2 separate regions of the Homo sapiens genome follow, and region 2 is linked to region 1. A link is a loop called in an ENCODE intact Hi-C map of the cell type or tissue named here. Cell type or tissue: IMR-90. All regions are shown on one strand. Links, peaks and the distances in the headings refer to the core of each region. The heading gives the core; the rest is flanking DNA.

Region 1 (8,610 bases), core at 183-8,182:
TCCGGAGACCACACTTAGAGAAACGCCAGGTTATGAGTTCGTGGGCTTTAGAATTAGACAGACTTGGGTCGGAACCTTGATTTTTCCATTTGCTTTATGTGCAAGTCACAGAGGCAGAGCTACTTATCTAAAAAAGAGAATATCACTATTGAATAAAATCGTTTTGAGGATTACATTAAACAAGAATATGTAACCTCTGTAATAATCTCCCAAATACCTGGCATATACAGGTATTCAACACACTGGCTTTGTTAATATTATTGACAAACAATCCACTAGGAAAAATGTCTAATAACTTTTCCACTACATGCTTTATTGGAGATGGAAAGGAAGAAAATTGCATTTTGGGGGATTGTGATATTTCCTCCCAATAAGTTTGTCTTTTTTATGCATAAAGATGTTAGAAAATGGTGGCTGATGAAAAAGGAAGGCATATGCAGTGGAAACCCATCAAAGCCAAATGCCAGGAGTTGAGAAGGGCAGCTCTTTTCCCAGCACCCATCAGGTGGTACAGAAGGACTTGTAGGCAAAATTAGAGGTGCTTGATGGGATCTGGGCTCAGTGGAAGCTCATAGCAGAATTAATAATTATCACATAACAATATAATTGCATGGCCTTTTTAAGGCACTTTACTGTTGAATGGAATAAATAAGAAGTATTAAGTTCTCCTTTTGGTCTTCCTTTGCCTGAATTATAAAGTGTTGTCTATGAGGGATATTTTGTGTGTGTGTGTGTGTGTGTGTGTGTGTGTGTGTGTGTGTGCGCGCGCGCGCGTGCGTGCACGCGCACGCACATGCGTGAGAGTTAGTGGTTTTAGAATAAGCTGTAGAGATAAATTTTGTTGTGAGCTTCTCTTCCAGAAAAAAAAAAAAAGATTATACTAAGGAATAGAAATTGGCATTGGAGCTAAAAATAGCTGTGTGGTAGAGTGGTGGGAACACTTGGGCACATTTTAGAGCTGTTTAGGAGTGTTTAAAGCATTTAAAGGTAGATTCTGGGGCATAGAGCAGGACTGAAATCATCTGATGAGGCATACATTTCTAAGGCTATTCACAGGTTCATAAGAGTGAGGCATATTTGTGTGACCCAGTGGAGAAGGGTTAAAATGGAATGAGGGGCGGCAGGAATCCAGCGTGGCTAGGGAATTTCACCAGCTGCGCCTTTGCTGATGCACTTTAACTCTTGGAGCTGCAGGTTCCCATGAAGGAGGGTGGAAGAATAGCCCCCCCGGAACCATTCTGGCTGCTCCATAGCTGCCCCCTCTAGTCCAGGTCTCAGCTCAAATGCAGTCTGCCTGACCACGCACACCAGCTGTAGCAGACACTACGGATGCCCTCAACCCACCTGCAGCCTCCATAGACTGCTTCCACTCCATAAATGCTTCCTAACTCAAGTCAGACACATATTTCTCTGCTTTGGGACTCTCTGGAGGTGGAGGCTCCACAACCAATGAGGAACATCTGTAGGTGGATACATACCCCAGCTTTCTTGGCCCCTGATGGAACAATAGTCCAGCAAATGTGTCAGTGTCCCTCTGAGGGTCCCAGCAGGAATGAGCTCTAGTTGCCCACAGTGGTAACCTAATCATTAAATTACCCTCTGTTTACAGGGGTATCCAATCTTTTGGCTTCCTTGAGCCACACTGGAAGAAGAACTGTCTTGGGCCACACATAAAATACACTAAAATGATAGCTGATGATCTAGAAAAAAAATAGCAAAAAAACCCATAGTTTTTAAAAAGTTTACGAATTTGTGTTGGGCCGCATTCAAAACCATTCTGGGCTTCATGGAGCCTGCAGGCTGCGGGTTGGACAAGCTTGCTCTATTAGCTTCCCTTCCTTTCCCATTTCACTTCCTTACTTTCTCAGCAGGCTTCCTGGAATCACCTTGCAAATTGTTACCTACACTCAAATCCTTTTCTCAGGGCTTTAGGAAGAACCCAAACTAAGACAATATCTAAGGTCCCCAGCACCTCTCCAGTGCTCCATCATACCACACTGTTTAATTTCCTCTCTGATCACTTTCTGAACTTACTTGTTTCCTCTTCTCAGTTCTCCACAAGGGCAGAGAGACTGGTTCTACTGCATCCCCATCACCTAGAACTGTGCCTGACTGGGGCTCAATACATATTAACTGACTAAATGACCACTTTGAAATGGCTTCCTCCTACAATTGTTTCTATAAACAGGAATTACACTATTATCACTTGATATCAACTCCATCTTTTTCCCAGAATATAGTCCTGTCCTAACACATATGTATGAACAGGCAGAGAAGTGTATATGAAAAGAGTTTTGGAATTCAAAGAGCTGTGACTTTGGGCAATTTATTTGCCTTCTCTGACCTTTCCTGAGGCCATCTCAAAATTAGGAATAGTATTGCCTGCCTGATGGGTTTACAGTGAAGGCTAGGAGCTTAGGAGATGTGAAGTGCCTGGTACGTGGTAGGCATTTAATAAGTGTGAGTTTCTTGCTTGCCCGTTTCTTTCACTTACCTTCTCTCTAAACCTCCATAGTAAGTCCTGTACTCTACAGGGAGGGTTCTTTGAGAACCTTTCTCCATGTCGGGCCTACCTCTGTCCTTGTTAATCATCCCTGTGCCCCTCTACACACACATACACACACACACACATACAAACACACACTCAAGTGGATATGGTCACTCATTACAGGGCCAGCACCCATATTCTCTACTAGCTTGTACTTTCTGCTTCCATGTGGTAGATCCTGGCCCTTCTATCCAGGCTACTTGGCCATTTCACAGATAGGAAAAGTGAGGCTCAGAGAGGGTAAGTTTAAAGCTTCTGGGCTAGTAGGACACACAGACTGCCTGACTCCTGAACCCTTGATCTTCCCCAGGCCATGGTATTTTCATTAGGCTCCCTAGAAATCTAGAGGCCACAGTGGCTGTGACTGAGTATTGTCCTAAAAGCCTGCTGAGATGTGTAGCAATATAAACCCTTGTGCTAAATGGCTCTCCCCTTGCTTTTGTTTGATGATAACTAATACAATGCCCTAGGCACTATCCCACACAAACTCTTCCAGGGGGTATTATTAGCCCATTTTACAGTTGAGAAAACTGAGACTCAGAACATGATAGAAGCGATTTGCTCTCCAGCGTGAAGCAAGTAAGCAGTAGAAGCAAGAATCAGGACTAGGTCTGTAAAGCCTATGCTGCACTTAGGCTACACCACCCTCCTGGCCTTGCGCTGCAGCCTTCCTCTCTTCCCCCTTGTCATTTATTGCATCTTCTTGGTGCTCTTCTGCTACAGCCCTTCTCCCTCCAGTCTTTCTTTCCACCAAAAGCTGGAAAGAGGGACATCCAACAGATTGCAAGCTCCTTGAGGTTTTGGGGTTTTTGGTTTTTGGTTTCCTCTATCTCATCTCCAGGCACAGTTGTAAGCTCAGGAAGAATTTGTTCAATGGAAGTGATCAAAGCCTTAACAGAGTGGATGGGATGTTTCACTTCTCTTCCAACTCTAGAAGGCTACTCCTCTGATAGTCCTATTTCAGCTCTGTCAATGTGTGAAGACAAGTATTGGGCAGCAATTCAAACCACTGAACAACATTATTAAACATCAACAAATGCTCATCTTCAAGAGGAAATTCTATGGTAGTGGGAGCCGATATTCCTGACTCCAGCTTCACAAAGGAGTCTAGCAGAGCACTGATGCTTGGCTCAGCCACAACCACAGAGCTGCACTGGCTCAGCCTTCCTGTTAGAAGTCAGGCCCTGGTGGCCAGGCCTGGCATGGACTGGGTGCCACCACCAGGACAGCTCAGGAGCCCTCCCGAACACCCCAAGAGGACACAGCCTTCCCAGCTCTGCTAGCAAGTTAGCCGGTTGGTAAAGCCCAAGAGCATTCTCAAGAAGCATCCGCATCACTGAAAGCCTGCCACGTAAGGATAACCAACAGGCTGTGAGATGTCAGGCCCCAGGAATGGCAAAGATGGCCAGCTCCCTCATGATGGCCCAGCTGGGTGACAGACCCTCTGTTGTCTGTAAGCCCAGGACAGCCTTAGCGACAGCCCTCGTAAGACAGTTGGGGTCCACCAGTTACCAAGTGATTTCCCTGACTTTGGAACACCCAACCCCATTCCACACAGAGTGAGGTGGCTAACAGTAGACTCTAGAGCTGAATTATCTGGAATCAAGTCCCAGCTCCAACTTACTACCCATGTGACCTTGGATAAGTCACCTAACCTGTCTATGCTTTGGTTTCCTCACATACGAGGTAGGAAAAGTAACAGTCCTTACTTCCTAGGTTTGTAAGAAAATTAAATTCATTATTTATAAAGTGATTAAAACAGCACTATGGCATAAAAATACTTTATAAATATGTATCAAATAAATACTCATCCCATCTCCCAGTAACTTCCAACTACTAACCTCTTGGAAAACACTCCTGATTATCATGTTTTCGTGCATGCATCCATTCATTCATTTATTTTTTCTTCTCCTATCTGCTCCCATAACATTCTGTCTTACAACTCTGGATCACTGCAGCCTATTCCATGAGCATCTTCTTTGCACCACAGCCAGGCACTGTGTCAGTATTAAGAATGGAACTAGACAACACTCAGTCCAGAAAGGAAGGCAGACACAGATATGAGTCACTACATAACAAAGGCAAGGGCAGGTGCTAGAGGCACCCATGGTGGGTACCTTTGTGAAGCATTAGTTACAGCATGTCCTAATGATGTGGTAATAACTAAAGGCCATCAAATCAGGCTACTGCAAATAAAAACCTATTTATTTATGTCCACAAGGGCAGGTTCATTTTCAAAGGGCTGTAACCAAAAAATAGAATGAGAATCAGAAAATGAAGTCAGAGTAAAAACACACATTCTGGGCACCTTGTGTTCCAAATCTGCCCTCATTTCATCACATAGGATTCCCAAATCTCCCAGCAATTGTCCCCAGTTCCCAAGGTGTCTACAGGCTCACACTCCAGGCTGCGCACCACTCCTTTGGGAAAACTCCCTGCTTCCTAAGAAGCTGGCTGTGGACTGCAGGTTTCAGCTCCTTGGACTCCATAGCCTTTTCCAGCAAGAAGCTAGGCAGCTCTGCCTTTCCCTTTCCCCGCCTCCCTGGCACGCTCCATCCTGACACAGAGAGTCCAGCTCCTCCTACTGATTGGTCAGCAGACATGAGAGAGAAGACACAAGGTTCCCATGAGACCTTCACGGCCAGCCCCTAACAGCTGCCTCAGCTGGAGAGGGTTGTTTCACTCTAATTTGCAGATGATTCTAGCTCATGAAAACTGCTTATTAGGAATGTTGGTTCAACATACCAACCAAATGTAATGCATAAATCTTGTTTGTATCCTAGTTTAGGAGAAAAAAAAAGCCATAAAAACATTTTTGAACAATTGGGGCAATCTGAATATGGATTAGAAGTTAGATGATAACTGTAAATTATTATTACTTTTCTTAGGAATAAACATCATATTGTGGTTATGTAGAAGAATGTCCTTGCTTTTAGAAGTGGCATGCTAAAGTATGTAAAAAAGAATCATGTCTGCAAAAAAAAGGAGAAAAATATATATCTACACATATGCATGCACACACTGATAAGTCATAGACGGCAAATATTTTAAGAAAAAGAAAGATCAATTCCTTGTGGCTCTGCATGGAGCTTATTCATGTACCCTATATTAAGAACAGAAAAAAAAAGAGTAACAGAAACACAAGATACGTATAATTTATCTCTATACCTCAAAATTCAACTTGACTTTGCTCTCAAAGGGAGACAGATCCCTTGGTCCTGCCCTGCAACTCCACTCACACACACATGAACACATATACACACATGTGTACACACACACACACACACACACACACGCACACAAACATGCACATGCACGCACTGGAAAAGCACTTCCTTCAAAGTCAAAGCCCTAAGAGACATCCCAGAATAGCTGGCCTGGAATAGTAAAAAGAGCTTTCGACTCTGCACTGGAAGACCTGGATTCAACCTCTGCTGCACAGTAGCTGGTGATCTTGAGAAGCCACTGAACTAACCTGAGTCTCACTTTCCACACTGTGACAAGGGACTGTAATCATCCTGCCTCCCAATCCCAGAGTATTGGTCCAAGGACCAGAAGAAAGAGTGGCTATAGAGATGCCATCTGAATATGCCTTATTACTGCCTATGCTGACAAGTAAAACATGCCAACTCAAACTCGAGAAGGGTATCAACCTGCTGCCGAAAGCTTCTTCTGTGCCAGTCTTCTGGAATTGGGCCTCTAAGAGTGGACTGTTCCAAGTTGCTGGCCACTGGAAACAGATGTAACTCTTTGAGCCCTATATGTTATGGCAGAAGCAAAAAAAACACAACTTGCTTTTTCATTTTTTTAAAACAGTAATTCCCAAAGCTGTCTTATATAAATGGATCTGAAACACAGATCACAGAGAGAGGGGCTGAGCAGAGACATGGAACCCAACCAAGCAGCCCTGCCTGAATCATGGGCAAAAAATGTCAAAACCTTGGCCGGGTGCCTCCTGAGCTCCTTGAACCTAAAACTCGGGCAGAAAACCTCATTCATTCAGAATCCATTAATTCTGATCATTTAGACACGGCCTCAGCTGACCTTGCCACCGTTCTATCTGTGGAAAGCGGCCTGGCTTAGGGGAGAGGCCTCGTGGTGCAGGGGCAAGCATGCTGACTGGGGCCAGGAGGCCGGTTCCCTCTTCACCCCACCACTTTGCAGCCCTGGACAAGGCACCTTTCTTCCTCAGCCTCTGTTTCCATGTCTGTAAGATGACAGGGTTGCATTAAGACTGTCTCTCTCTTGTCCGATTCTAAGATTCTATGATTAGTCACTTCCTTTGGGAAGTCCTTCCAATCCTCAAAGAATGTCTGCTGAACAGAACTGGGATCTGTGAAATTAAAGCATGTTTAATCAACCAAAAAGAACAAACTGTTTCAGAGCACTTTGGAAGCACTCATGTCTATGCCCCCAAGGAAGTAAAGTGCATTTTGGTTTTCACCCAGGTTGACTCACGTGAATTTTCATTCGTTTACAGGTGGTTTAGGGTATTTAAGTATTCCGCATACCTGAAAATAATAAATAATGCTATCATTATAGACAAGCATTTGGGTCATCCACTATAGGTCAGACTCGGTGCTCAGGGCTTTATGTATATTAACTCCTTCAAAGGCCCCAGGAATGATGTGATGTAGGTTTACCATCTCCACTTTCATATGGAAAAGCTGCAGCTCAGAGAGCTTAAGTAGCTTGCCCAAGGTGACAGTGAGTGCTGGGGCTGGGAGTCAAACTCCACTCACTGTGGTGGCATCTGAAGAGAACTCATCATCTTGTAAACAAACTCCAGCATGAGGATGTGATTTGTCTTTCCTTGTACTGAACATTAACTTAAACATACTTTATTGAGCTATATTTGATATACAATAAACTGTACATGTTTAAATTGCACAACCTGATGAGTTTTGATATCAGTATACAACTGTGAAAACACCACTACAATCAAAATAGTAACCATATTCACATCATCCCCCAAATTTCCCCATCCCCCTTGATAATCCCTCCCACCCCTTCACCCTCTCCAGGCAACCCCTGACCTGCTTCCTATCACAATAGATTACTCTGCAATTTGTGAAATTTAACATAAAAGGAATCATACAGTATACATGCTTTTGAGTCTGGCTTTTTCCACTCAGTATAATTATTTTGAGATTGATCCATGTTGTTGGGCTAATCAAGAATTTATTCCTTTTTCACTGCTGATTAACATTCCATTTTATGGATATACCACAATGTGTTTATCCATTCACCTGTTGATGGACATTTGGGTGACTTACAATTTTTGGCTATTACAAATAGAGGTGCCTCAAACATTCTTGTACAGGTCTTTGTATCTCAATACGCTTTCACTTCCCTGGGGTAAATACCTAGGAGTGGAATGGCTGGGTCACAAGGTAGGTATGTATTTATGGTTTTAAGAAGCTGCCAAGCTGTTCTCTGAAGTAGTAGTCTCCTTTTACATTTCTGTTGCTCCATATCCTCACCAACACGTGTATGGTCAGTCTTTTTAATTTTAGACATTCGAGTGGGTTTGAAGTGGTATCTTGTGGCGGTTTTAATTTTCATTTCTCTAATGACTAATGATACTGAGCATTCTTTCATGTGCCTCTTTTTTGACAAAAGAAACTCTTCAGCTATAACATAAAAATTTGGTAAAATTAACATTACTGGTTTCTGTTTATTAAGGTACAACCCTACTATGTGACAGATATGATGCTAAGAGGTTTACATGCACTGTATCATCTCACCCTCATAACAACCTAACGAGATGGTATTAAGATCCGGGTTTCCAGATGGGGAAACTGAGGCTTAACAAGGTCAGGTAATTTGCCTCAAGTCACAAATTAATTGGTGGCAGGCTCAGGGTTTCTCTCCAGGTCTCTGCTCCAAATCCTGTAGGGTATGCCTGCTACTAACACTGCTTTTGCGCAAAGCTTGCGTCTTCTATCTCAGGTACAGTTAGGATTTTGGTACATAACCAGACAATGGCAAAAAAAAAAGAAAAAAAAAGACAGACACTACAGGCAACTGTAACATCAACGCTTTCTTGCCACTCACACAGT
Region 2 (8,610 bases), core at 288-8,287, 60 kb before region 1:
ATCTGTTCATTTATGTAATAGACACTGATTGAATATCTTTCACGTTCTGGTATAAGGCTACACCGAGGATATAGTGGTGTGCAGTACTGCCATGGTGCCCAACTGTATGGAGGTGGCACTCATAGCAAACACCGGTTGCCTCCCAAAGAACTTTTCCAACACAGCAGAATCTCCTTCATTGGTATCCCATACCAAAACACAGGGATCATACAAGATGCCTCAGAGTCAAAATTCCAGCTACTGATCACAGTTAAGTTTTGGTTCTATCACTTGCTAGCTATGCAATAGTTACAGACAGAATGATTGCATCTTCACAAAATTCATTGTTGAATTAACCCCCACTGTGATGGTATTTGGACACTAGCCTATTGGAAAGTAATTAGGGTTAGATTAGGTCATGAGGGTGAGACACTCATGATGGTATTAGTGGTTTCATAAGAAGAGGAAGAGAGAAAGGCCATCTGCAAGCTGGGGAGAAGGTCTTCAGTGGGAACCCAATTGGCTGGCACCTTGATCTTGGACTTCCAACCTCCAAAACTGTGAAAAATAAATGTCTGTTGTTTAAGCCACCCAATTTATGGTATTTTGTTATGGCAGCCCATGTGAACAGTGACCTTATCTTCTCTATGCCTCAGTTTCCTCATCCAGAAAATGGGGATAATTATAATCCTATCTTACAGATTTAAAATTAGGATTAGATGGAATATTACAAATAAAGTGCTTCACACAGGGACTTGCCCAATAAATGATCGTTTTTATCGAAGTGCCTAACTGGAAATGCCAATCATAGAATGCTAGAGCTGGAAGGGATCTTGCCAAGCCCCTTCACTGTATGGAGGAAAGGAGGCTCAAAGGGGAATGGCTTGCCCAGGACTACAATACCAGGGTCCCGACTCCTGCTTTAGGTTTGTTCCCCTCCACCGGCTGGGGAAGGTCTCATCCTTCCTCCTATCACATGTCTCATCCCTGACACTGAGCACACCCACTTGAAATTGTCACCCCATTTACCTGGTGAGCAGCTCCTATGTGAGGTTGCTAAGAGATGAGGATCCATCACTGAGTTCCACACCTAGGAAGTCTCTTAAATTAGGTTGTCAGAATTCTTCTTTTTGAAGAAAACCCAAATAGAAAAAAAAGATTTCACCGACGTTTCCTTGGAAAATGCTGTGGGAGGAGTTAAAACTATGCTAAAGTGTGCAGCAGATTTATAATAATAGCTGAACACCTTTCATTTGCTTTGCCCTTTGTGGTTTGCAAAGCACATTTCTACATATTGTTGAGTCCCCAGAATCAATCAATCAATCATTCCTTCGTTCATAAATACATATTTAGCACTTTCTATGTAGCACACACCATTCCAGGTGCCAGAGGTTTTGCAGTGAATAAGACAGAAAAAAACCTCTGCTTTTATGGGGTTTATGCTCTAGCAGGCAATAAATGCAACACACACATGTACACCTACAGACAATGTTTTCAGATATTGGCAGGTATTGTGGAAAAAATAAGGCAGGGAAAGGGGAGAGAGAGTTAGGGGACTTGTTTTGAGTGGCCAGGAAAGCTCTCTCTGGAATGCAATCCAGGCAGAGATTATTAATATTGCTGAATAAATATCTGAAACCTCAATTTATAGATACAGAAACACAGTCCAGACTCACAAAGCAGTTAGATAGTAGGGCCTAGAGGAGAATTCATACTCTCTCTATCCCAGCCTGTGATAATGCCAAGTCTCATGTCTGGATCCAGGAAGCCAGACCGGAGGACGAGGAGAGTGCGTGGAGATCAAGTTCTCGTGTCCCATTCTATCACATTGCCCACCTACTATCGCTTACTGTGTGCTGGCCCATGGGCTGGGCACTGGGACTAATGGGATAAAGCAGACATAGTCCCTGCCCTCAGGAAACTTCCAGACGAGTGAGGAATATCAGACAAGTTCACACATAACTGTGCCTCCTGTTAGAAATCCCAAGTCTTCAGAATGGGGCTTCAGAACGGGGCTGCTTCTCCAGTACACACTAAGAAAAAGGTCTCCAACCTCCCAGATTTTCTTCTTTTTAATCAACAATCACGAATTAGCTGCCAACTCCATACTGACCACTGCTAGGGATCACCTTTGTCTTTCCCACCCAGGCACCTCATACGCAAATTCCAGCAACCTCTACTGCTAACACCTTAGTCCGTGCTGTCATCATCTCTTGCCCAGAATACTGTCACAGCCCTCTTTATTTTCCTTTCTTGGCTTTTTTTTTTTTTTTTCCTGAGACAGGGTCTTACCCTGTCACCTAGGCTACAGTGCAGTGGCACAATCACAGCTCACTGCAGCCTCGAACATCTGGACTTCAGTGATCCTCCCATCTCAGCCTCTTGAGTAGCTAAGACTACAGGTGTGCACCACCATACCTGGCTAATTTTTTCTTTTTTTTTTTCCTTGGTAGAGATGGGGGTCTCACTGTGTCACCCAGGCTGGTCTCGAACTCCTGGCCTCGAGTGGTCCTCTCACCTCAGCTTCCCAAAGTGCTGGAATTACACGCATAAGTCACCACTCCTGGCCCTGTCACAGTCTTCTAACTTCTAATTTCTAATGCTGCTCCTGCTCCCAACTACCACGCCCTTCAGGGTGTTCTCAACCCAGCAGTCAGAGTGATTTTTTAAAAAGTGTATCAATCATGTCATTCTTCTGCTCAGAACCCTCCAATTACCCTCTATGCTCTCTGAGTAAAAGCTAAATCCTCACACTGGCCTCCAAGATTCTATGTGGCCTGACCCCTCCCCTACCTCCCTCAGACCTCACTGCCTTCCTACTCGCCTCCTTGCTTGACCTCCCCGGCCATACTCTCCTTCCTTTTCGCTTTCTTCCTGTGCACCAGTCATGGGCCTACCTCAAGGCTGTATACTTGCTGTTGTCTGCCAGGAATGCTTTTCCCGCAGGTATTTTTAAGGTTTTCCCCCTGAAAGGAGATATCCTTTAAGGCTTTGTTCAAATCTTACCCTCTTTTAATTTGCAATAGACATGCCTTCCTCATCACAACCTTCCTTATTTCCTGGTTTTTCTTCCTATCACTCTTGCCTTCTCATATATGGTATCATCTACTCACTGATTGTGTTGCTGTCTGCCTTCCCTTACTAGAATGCAAGCTCCACAAGGACACAGACTTTTGTCTGATTTATTTAGTGTCTATCCCACTGCCTGGGAGAGTGCCTGCCATAGAGGGGATACTCAGTAAATCTTTGTTGAGGCCAGGAACGTTGGCTCACACCTGTAATCCCAGAACTTTGGAAGGCTGAGGCGGGCAGATCACTTGAGATCAGGAGTTTGAGACCAGCCTGGCCAGCATGGTGAAACCTCATCTCTACTAAAAATACAAAAATTAGCCAGGCGTGATTGGCAGGCATCTGTAATCCCAGCTACTCAGAAGGCTGAGGCACAAGATTGCTTGAACCCAGGAGGCGAAGGTTGCAGTGAGCTGAGATTGCGCCACTGCACTCCAGCCTGGGTGACAGAGTGAGACTCCATCTCAAATAAAAAATAAAAATAAATAAATAAATAAATAAATCTATCTCTGTGGAATAAACATCCAGACCAATCATCTTCTCCATCCCAAACTTGTTTCTCCTCTGACATCCCTTTTTTCTGTTGAGGGCATGATCATCTACCTAATCACTTGTGACTCAGTGCAACAGTTCAACAAGCCTAGATTGGAGCCAAGGAGGTGAAGAGCCCCGTGCTGGGTGCCATGGAAACAAATGAAACTGGGAGTCACTTCTAGTTCCTGATTTCCTCAGCCCCCTCAAATCCAAACTAAACATCAGTTTTCTGATTTGTAAAATCAAGATAATAATACCTATTTCATAAAATGAAAAGAGATAACATGTATAAAAGATTCAGGAAACATATGTGCTGCATAGTAAATACCTAAGAAAAAATAATTCGGCTGGCACTGAATTCTGGAGTCTTGTTCCTGAATATCTCCAAAACATGCCAATGTCTCACCCTTTCCCTGTCCTGCTGCTGCCAGAATGAATTAGAAGGCTGGAAGGAGCAGAGAGCACTGAGGGCTAGGAAGGAGAGGCATATGGTTAGGGGTGACCCTGACTGCCAGCCAGCTCTTGGTTTCAGCTGAATGCCTGACCCAAACACAATCACCAGTCACATAGGCAAGGGTAAGACCACAACCGTCTAGAGCCACAGAGGCTTTGGGTTCCCATGGAGCCAAGAGTGACCTCCCCTCTGCTGCCCCAATCATGCCCAGCCCCCACCCAATAGACCTGCTCCTTCCAAATGGGCTCCTCACACCACTGCCTGGGTGACATCGTGGGAACAGAGAGAGCCACGGAGCATGACTGCCTGCAGCAAATTGATTTGTGCCAGTTGCTGACAGAAGGATGTGCATGACCCCCATGGAAGATTAGGAGTGGGACATTCCCAACAGACAGGCCTGGGCAGGCGAGAGAGGCAAGGGGAAAATTCTGCCCCTTGCTCTCTTTGCCGGCCAGCTGTGGAGTCCCATAGCAGCCTCCTCTCTGGCCTCTGTGCATTTATTCCAAAGGGAAGAAAAAGGAGACAGAGAAGAAGGGAGGAAGAGAGCGGGAGACAAAAGGGCAGACAGATGGGAGACACAAAAAGAGACGCAACAAATTATGGTTTTTGAGGGCTTTCTGTGCACCAGGCCCAAGTTCTTTCTTAAGAAGTAGAAAATAAAAAGGCAGTGTGAGGGAAAGAGAGGTGAGCCGGAGAAAGAGGCAGGGGCAGAAAAATGACAGAGACAGGGACAGAAAAATGACAGAGAGACACAGGCAGACGGATACCCTCATTGGCAAGGCTGGCAATTTATGAACAAGATCACTTCTTAAATGTTGGGATAAAGCTGTCTCCCAGGTAGGGGGACAGGCAGGGGGAAAGGATGTAGGGCTCTTTGGGCCCTAAATACTTTTACCTTATGGGGCAGGAAAACAAAGCTTAACCAGCACGAGGCACCAATGAGAAATACTTGCTGAGGGCTGGAGGAAGATGGCCATCTGCCTCCTGGACCAGATCGTCATTGACATTCCATGACCTTATGTCTTAGTTGAATTGAGATTGTTTTCTTTGGGGGGTTTTCCTTCCCTTTAAATCTATCTGATAAAACAGATCTTACAGGGAAAGCCCAGCTTCTGGTTGATAATTTGTAGAGAGGGAGAGACTACATCCTGATGGTCAAGTCCAGGAAGGCTTTCTGACCTAAGCAATCTCATTTCTGGACTGTCTCTTAACGTGGTTTTTGGGGAAAAAAATAGTTTTCGCCTTGAACCTGACAAGCCAGACTCTGAACTGCTTAGACTTCCTAAGCCTCATCTGTCACCCCACAAACATGCCATCCTAGAAGTGTGACGATCTCTAATGTATCATGGTTTACAAATGAGTCTGAAGTGACGCTTGGTACCTGAAAAACACTTATAATCAATCAAGCAAATCAGAAAAGCTGTAAAAATAGCTTATAGCTTATATATCCACTGCCAAGAAAGGCTACAAAGGATATACTCATGATCAACCAGCCAGAGATATGTGATTAAAATAGAAGAAAAAGGAGGAAAAAAAAAAAAAAGAGGGTTTACCACTGGGGTCAGCAAACTCAAGCCTGCAGGCCAAATCCAGTTGGCCAGGTTTTGTTTATTTATGTAGTTTTATTGGTACACAGCCACGTCCATTTATTTGCATAGCCTCTATGGCTGCTTTCCACTATAAGACAGAGCTGAGTCGTTGTGACAAAATCTAGATGACCTGCAAAACCCAAAATATTTACTTTGTGAGTCTTACAGAAGAATTTTGCCAATCTTTGGGGCAAAACCTAGACTCACCGCTTTTCATCTGCAGAGGCTAAATGCAGACCCATTGTTTATTTTTGTTGTGACCTTGGTTTTTGCACTTACAAAGTCAGTTTATAACATTGCCCAGATAGAGAATAAAGTTAAAAAGTGAAAGCTACATAAAAGTCCTTAACACTCTGCCTGGCACATAGTAAGCCCTCACTGAATGGCATCCTTGTATTATAAACGTTATTTTAAGTTGACGTTGTTTCCAGGACAGGACACGGAGATCTTCGGGGAAGGCAGAGCTGGCTGATGAACCCTACCCAGTGTCCTGATTAATGCATTACAGGGAATCTTGAAGGAAGTCAAGGGAAATGAACATTTGGTGAGTGGCACTCTATTGCAAGTGCATTTTATTTCATTTCTTTGATTCTCATAAGGACTTGGTGCCATTTAACAAGGGAGAATGGATGTCAAGGCTCAAAGAGGTCACACAAAGATACAAAAAGCCTAGGAATGCAAGCACAGGTCTGTCTGCTTCAAAGCTTAAATTTATATTTTTCTCTACCTTAAAATAAGTAATGTGGTTGAAGGAGCTGGTGATTTTTACTTAGAAAAGAAAGACTCAGTGGTGACCCATCAGCCTGCCTCCAAATACTTAAGTGTTCCTGTGTACCAAAGAGGTCTGAAATACAGTAGCTTCAGAGGATAAAACAAAGACCCTCAATCCATCCCTTTTCTGATTATGTGTTGCTGAAAAATTAAAGTTGCACAGATATGTGATAATTCTCCCTACGTCATATGCAAAGAAGCCCCAAAACAATAACAAACAAACAAAAAAAGAATTTGAAGTCTGAAAAGTTTAAGTCTATCCTAAAGATAAGCTGGCATGAATAAAATAATATTCTATGTGTGCAGTGTGTTGGTAGGTTATGAAGAATTTCCATATGTATGATTTTATTTGATGTTGTGAACAAATGTGAACCTGAAAGAGCTAATCCTTCAAGATGGATCCCTAGCGGCTAACTGGGTCTACATTTAAAAGAGAGCCAAGAAGCCATTTGTTGACAAGAGTTCCCTAAAAACCAAAGCCAAACCTTTTTAACTTTTAGAATTTCAGAGCTCACTTGAACCAACTAGAGCTCACCTGCCTTTACCAATCAGGGCTCAGCCATGTTGACCAATCAAAACTCAGCAAGTTTGAATCCTTCATTTGCATGAACAGACTTGATTGTGAACTTAGGTGAGAACTTTTGCTATAAAACTTGAACCCTCAGCCAGTCATGGTGACTCACACCTGCAATCCCAGCACTTTGGGAGGCCGAGGCAGACAGATCACCTGAGGTCAGGAGTTCAAGACCAGCCTGGCCAACATGGTAAAACCTCGTCTCTACTAAAAACACAAAAATTAGCCAGCCGTGGTGGTGGGCACCTGTAATCCCAGCTACTCGGGAGGCTGAGGCAAGAGAATTGCTTGAACCTGGGAAGCAGAGGTTGCAGTGAACCGAGATCACGCCACTACACTCCAGCCTGGGTGACAGAGCGAGACTCCATCTCCAAACAAACAAACAAACAAAACAATTGAACCCTCTCTGTTCTCTGGAACACACCTTCTTCTGTTTACACCAAAGGCCATGTCTTCCCATTATACAAACTGTTCACTGGAATAAAGTCTCTTTCCCTCAAATTCCTTTTCAGAGAACCTTTGTTCACAGTCTGCAGCAAAATCATGTGAGCATGGTGAGACACATGTCACAGCCTCCCATTTTACAGAAGAGGAAAACTGAGACTAGAAAAGTAAGTACCTCAGCCAAAGTCATATAGCTAGCTGGCTTTAATAGAGCTGCAGCTCACACTGACACATGAGACCACAGTGACAAATTACGGAACCTCAGTGGAACAAATTTATGCAATACAGTATTTGTCAAGATATTAGAAATGAAAATTACTCTGATCTTCTTATGGGAGCACATTTCCTATCCCAGGGGTTTGAGGGGCCCAAGGCAGAACTTCTTTCATATTACTTAGGTCTACTGCCTCGAGGGCCCACAGACTCACCCCAGGCAGTAGCACTGTGAGCCACCCAGTGGTGGATCTCATCAGTGGTCAGGATGATGACCATCACCTGGGCAAGATGAATGCAAGGTGTAGGTGCCCATCAGCAGATCCCTGCCTTGCATCTGGACGTGAATCCAAGGAGAGGACCTAGAACTTCTCTCCCTTCTATATTTAAACCTCTTCTGCAAGAGTGTGGGGTAGTGGTCAAGAGGGGAGCCCTGGATCAAGTCCCCCCAACTAGTTGGGTAGCCTTAGGCAAGTGACAACCTTCTCCTCCCTCAAGTTCCTCATCTACTAAGAAGGGATACTAATTGAATCTGCCTCCTGGCTGGCTGTAAGGATCAAACAAGCACATTCATGTGAAATGTTTGTCCCAGTGCCTGGTGTAGAGTCATCACCACTACTACTACAGCGTGGGGCTAGGTTACAGCACAGTTTAGGAGAAAGACCACTTCTGGAATTGTTCAGGCTTCTAGCTTGACTCTATTCTCCATTTGACCCTGGTTAAGCCACAGAAGCCCTCTGGGCTTACAGTTTCTCCTTTATCACATGGAAATAATTAGCCCTGTAATATCTATCTAGTGGGGTCATTCAGAGGATCAAGAAAGATAATAGATAACGAAAGGGCTTTGTAAAAAATGGTGTTCACAAATGAGTCAAGGTCATTATCATCATCATCATCACTATTATTAGTCCTAAATGATGGAAGTGTTATTGTATTGGGTAAAAAAAAAAATCTGCAGAATGATTCCTATTCATTTTTATATC

Evidence for each region. Hi-C counts contacts between places; a loop is a spot of excess contacts. Peaks named below come from ENCODE experiments on the same cell type or tissue, not always from the same donor. Only the 100,000 strongest peaks of a DNase experiment are listed, where the experiment ranks them.
Region 2: it touches region 1 in a loop (2.6-fold over the local background); 2 of 110 quality-filtered maps call a loop at or near these places.

The regions. Positions count from the first base shown.
Region 1 is chr11:79,408,341-79,416,950 of GRCh38, forward strand. The region is part of intron 1 of TENM4 (teneurin transmembrane protein 4); the gene reads right to left. Among named protein-coding and RNA genes, the nearest start is that of MIR5579, 9.6 kb to the right of the region's middle. In IMR-90, for the core only: no CTCF peak of the experiment used is centred there; DNase peaks (open chromatin) are centred at 5,131, 6,461, 6,821 and 7,271; H3K27ac peaks cover 1,394 bases.
Region 2 is chr11:79,348,192-79,356,801 of GRCh38, forward strand. All of the region lies in intron 1 of TENM4 (teneurin transmembrane protein 4), which reads right to left. Among named protein-coding and RNA genes, the nearest start is that of MIR708, 50 kb to the right of the region's middle. In IMR-90, for the core only: no CTCF peak of the experiment used is centred there; no DNase peak of the experiment used is centred there.